Linked DNA regions of Homo sapiens: region 2 is linked to region 1. The links are chromatin loops, found by intact Hi-C in ENCODE. Cell type or tissue: CD4-positive, alpha-beta T cell. All regions are shown on one strand.

The links. A loop is a pair of places that touch in the nucleus more often than their neighbours do. Peaks named below come from ENCODE experiments on the same cell type or tissue, not always from the same donor. Only the 100,000 strongest peaks of a DNase experiment are listed, where the experiment ranks them.
Region 2: it touches region 1 in a loop (5-fold over the local background); 3 of 110 quality-filtered maps call a loop at or near these places.

What each region holds. Positions count from the first base shown.
Region 1 is chr2:45,493,688-45,496,187 of GRCh38, forward strand. The region is part of intron 14 of SRBD1 (S1 RNA binding domain 1); the gene reads right to left. Among named protein-coding and RNA genes, the nearest start is that of SRBD1, 120 kb to the right of the region's middle. In CD4-positive, alpha-beta T cell, CTCF peaks have their summits at 1,174 (motif pointing left) and 1,421; a DNase peak (open chromatin) is centred at 1,184.
Region 2 is chr2:44,043,245-44,045,744 of GRCh38, forward strand. No RefSeq gene overlaps it. Among named protein-coding and RNA genes, the nearest start is that of LRPPRC, 49 kb to the left of the region's middle. RefSeq lists an enhancer at 1,010-1,059. In CD4-positive, alpha-beta T cell, CTCF peaks have their summits at 1,114 and 1,318; a DNase peak (open chromatin) is centred at 1,127; H3K27me3 peaks cover 220 bases.

The DNA.
Region 1 (2,500 bases):
CCTGTAATCCCAGCTACTCAGGAGGCTGAGGCAGAATCGTTTGAATCTGGAAGGTGAAGGTTGTAGTGAGCCAAGATCGCGCCACTGCACTCCATCCTGGGCAACAAGAATGAAACTTCAACTCAAAAAAAAAAAAAAATAAAATAAATTAGGTAATCTAGTGATTAAGAGGACATACGGAAACAAGCAGAATCATGTCCCGTCAAAGACTTTCAAACTGCAGAACTCTTTGGATGGTAAATTGAAAATCAGATCAAAAATCACAAAAATGTACATTCTCTCTGAACTAGCTATTATATTTTTAGCAATACATGCAAATGAAATGTAAAAATTCAAAAAAATTAAACTGCACTATTTATGATAGCACAACTGTGACTGAAACAAAGTGGAAAAAAATGCCTATCATTACAGTGTTCATTTAATTAAGCTTTCATTAAGAATTATTATTGTAAAATATTTTTATCTCATGTAAAATATTTATGATAAATTATTAAGTTAAAACTGGGTAAAGAAAAAGCAGGCTTATGTAATATAATGTTAATAGTATTTAAACATGTATTATTACTTTAATTGTATTCTTGTTTAAGTTTTTCTGCAATAACCATGTAATACTCATATGTAATCAGAAAAGGTTTAAAAATGTAAGAACAATTATTAATTGGTCAGGGAATCATATCAGATAATGGCCAACTTTTTTTTTTTAATTTACCAAGCTTTCTTTTAAAGTTATTGTGAACTTAAATCTTGGTAAATACATCATTTGTTTGTAGAAGATCTCAAGCAATGACATTTTATGACATCATTATGATAACATAAAAGAAAGATAGCTAAGCAGAAAAGTCAAGAATAAGTTCTCAACTTTTACACACAGGCCATTTAAGAAGCAAATGAATGATTAAAAAAATCTTATAAGAAAATACAAATTATACATCCTTAAATTTCACTTGGTCCTTGCCCTCTTGAATTTTACTTGGCCTCCCAAGTTATCCTTCATGATCACTAAGGCATAACCAGCTCACTATCTACAATATAAAATATGTGAAGTGATGCAGCAGTATGCCAGGAAAGTAGCATGTATGAAAAAGTACTAAGGGCAAAATATGGTGAGGCAGAAAAAGAGAAAGAAAATACACAACCTCCTTACTTCAATACCAAAGGAGTTTACCTTTAGATACGTAACACTAGCACCATCTGGTGGAGGACAAGTTAGAAGCAATTCTTCAATTACCAGCGTTTTGTTTTTGTTTTTTTAAGTTTGTTATGTTTCAAAAAAGATGATCATTTTCCACAGAGAACAACTCTAGTAGTGGTACAGTTATCACACAGAGGATCCACACCAAGCCTGGGAGAAAATAAAAAGTCTACCAACCAGAGGATCTAAGTATACTCCAGGATGGACATCCTATCAAATCTTAGCTACAGAGCAGTCTTTCAAAAGAACAGAATTATCTTGGCTACTTCTCTTTTGGTGCCCCATACCACAGTGGATGAAAAGAACACTTTCCAACCACAAAATAAACCTAAAATGGACAGACCCGAATTACCAACTAAAAAGCAGAGCTTTAATTTGGATTTTGGGGTTCCAAACTTCACAGAGATGACAAACTCAATGGTACCTTCAAATGCCATCATGGGGAAAAGCAAATCAACAAACTGAAGGACAAAAAAGATGGAAAGTTTGTTTCCTATTTGTAGATTAAGTACCTCTACTGAGGTAGAAGAAATTTCAACAAAGAATGGCGTAAGCAGAAATTGTTTCCCCTTACCTTCCACAGTAAGCATCTCACTCTCTCTCTCTCTTCCCTCTCTCCCCGCATTCTGCTTTTCTCTTTCAAAATCCCTCTTTTATCTTTTTTCTCTACCTGTATCTGATACCAACATAAAGTTGTTGCCATACCATAAAGTATTTAATGGTACCACTAAGGAAACTAAAGAAAAAAACTGCCACAGGACCAAACACAAGACCTGATGCGTAAGTGGCATTCGACTAGGCAAGAGGCAAGGGCCTGGTTGATACTGGGACAGGAAAAGCAGGCTCATAGAGAGGAAGGAACACTAACTGTGGAAGAAACCGTTGTTTGCAACAGTACTATAAACATTCCAGGTTCACTGCTAACAAGATACAAAACCTAAGGGGGCAGGGAATAAACACTATTCTAATTTTATAATTAAAATGGTCTTTGGTCAACATTTTGAAATGTATTGGCTTAAAAAACATGGTATGTCAACCCACCTGCCATCCCCACAAAGCACCCAAAAGTTGCTTCTCCTGATTCTTGCACTTAACTCCAAAATTATTTATGTCTTTTGTACTCAAATTTGTATTTACTCATATAATACCAGATTATCTGTATTTGTTTATACTTTTCAAGTGCACCTTCATTCAGATACAAATCTGAGAGCTGCACAGAGAATTGTGAAGTTTGCTTAACAAAGGGAAAAGTTTGCATCATTTTGCATCATTTACTCTTCCACTGCTCCTATGTTTTGTTTTGTTTTT
Region 2 (2,500 bases), 1.5 Mb before region 1:
AAAGGGGCTCTAGGAGTAGCAGCAAGGCCTTCCCAGGACACAGGGAACTCAAGGCTGCTCAGGAACTGAGGCCTGATCTCCAGAGATCATCATTAGTTTGGGGAGGGCTCCCTTTGTCCACCCCCTTACCCTACCCCGGTCAGGCTCATTCTGGGGCCCTGGATTTCTGCTCTTCTCCAGGGAAGCAGCAGCATTCAGCCACTCACACCAGAAACAAATATCTGGGACTGTGGCTTTGACTTTCTGGTGCTTTTCCCTGTATCCTCAGATGAGCTCCACGTCCTTTGCCACCCTTGGCTTGGGCACTGGGCTGCATACCTCCTGCAGTTGCCCTTCTTTGAGGAGCAGGGACAGAGCTGATCTCCTGTTCCATGTCCCTCCATTAGCCCTTTCCTAGATCTAAGTCTTCCCCAAAAAGCCCTGGGACAAACAGTCCCAAAGGCAGGGCCCAATTGCTGGATTAAATGCTTAACTCCGAAGGTCCAGGATATATTTTATTTATATATATCTCGATTATTAACTCTATCCCAGGCTCCATCCCCGGCTCAGTGTGGATAACTCTCCCCTCAGCAGCCGAATAAATCAGACCATTCTTCCTCTCCTGTAGAAGTTAGGTCTGCATGGAAAAGATAGCACTTACACTCATTTCTAAGAGGAAGATGTACTTTAAGTTCTGTATGAAAACATTGAGTTCCATGGTATACACTGTTGGCATGAAAACAATGAGACTTTTAATTGCTCCCGAAACTCTAATATATATATTAGAGTTAATAATTAATATATAATATAATAGATATTATTATATGTAATATATATATATATATATATATATATATATATATATATATATAAATACTTGAAAATAGTCACCTGCCTTTAGACAGTTGTAAGCCACAGGGGAAACTCTTTGAATTCCCACCAATAACCATTTGGCTTAGAACGACTTTCAGCTGTTTCTAAAAATCAAATTCACCCTGAAACGAGGGTGGTTTGCTCTCACCTCACGATGGTGGGGAGAAGGTGGGCAGCAGTTAAATATGCCGTGGGGCTGAATGTGACCAACACGACAGTGCAGGGAAAGCTCCTTTGTCCCTGCGCGGCCCAGACTGGGACGCTAGATGGCAGGCTCACCTTCTAGATGGAAGCTTCCGGCTCCTTCTAGAGGGAAGCAGCCAGCCCTGGCAGCCCGGCCTCTGCTGGCAGTAGCCACACACTCCTGAGCAGTTCCCAGGGGCCTCCAGTGGGCTCCCCAGGGAGGGTGTGACCGATCCTCAGTGGAAGGCCCCAGAAGTGTCTGATGTGAGAACAGGGAACGCCTGCCTGTCTCCTGCAGCTGCAGTGGGATCAGGGTTAGGGCCCACTTGATCCCAAACCTCATGGTTTGTGGCTATGGTGACTCCACTGGGCTGCCAGCCACACCCTCCTCCCACCTGCCTGTCCCCGTATGGGGGTGAGAAATGTCTCCAGCTTTCTTGGGCTGGCCCAAGGTTCGAGGTCTTTCAGGATGTCTGAAACTTGAGGTTACGCTTTATGCAACCTATTATCAAATAGAGGGTCTGGTGGGGTGTGGTGGCTCATGCCTGTAATCCCAGCACTCTGGGAGGCCGAGGCGGGCAGATCACCTGAGGTCAGGAGTTCTAGACCAGCCTGGCCAACATGGCGTAACCCTGTCTCTAGTAAAAATACCAAAAAAAAAAAATAGAAAAAAAAATAGCGGGGTGTAGTGGTGCGCACCTGTAGTCCCAGCTACTCGGGAGGCTGAGGCAGGAGAATCACTTGAACCTGGGAGGCGGAGGTTGCAGTGAGCCAAGATCATGCCACTGCACTCCAGCCTGGATGACAGAGCGAGACTGTCTCAAAAAAAAAAAACAAAAAAAACAAAAAAAAAAAAAACAGAGGGTTCTACTCTGGGTGTGGGCACTGCTGAGTGCCAGGAAACACTGCTAAGTGCCAGGAAAGAAATGTACAAGCCTGGGCTGACCACTGGGCTTGGGGTCTGTGTTTTCATTAATGTTCACGCCTCAGAGCATTCTTCACCCTTCTTCTTTTGGCTGCCCCTGCCCTCCTCCCATCCTACCCAGGGTTTACCAATAAGTACAAGTTCTCTAAAGGGCAAGAACCTTCAAGGACTTGCTTCTGGATTCCTGTGCCTGCTGCGTGGTGAGGCTCAGTGAATGTCTGCTAAATGAGTGATTGATTGAATAAATTAATGTTGGGATCCAGAAATCATCTGGCTTAGCCTCCTCCTTTTAGAAAGGGTATCAACTAATTGGAAATGTATTATGTTTTCTAGGATGCCTGCTTTCATCTTTACCCTCCTTCCCCTCTCCCATTTGAGATCCCACTCCCAGGGTCTCCATTTGGGAGTGCCTGAACCTTTCTTACATCTAGCTGAAATCCCACACACTGCAATTTGAGACTGATCTTTTTTGCTCTGACTTCAGTGTAAGTCGATGATGGAATTGGGGAATAATATTGTTATGGGCTGAACTCTGTCCCC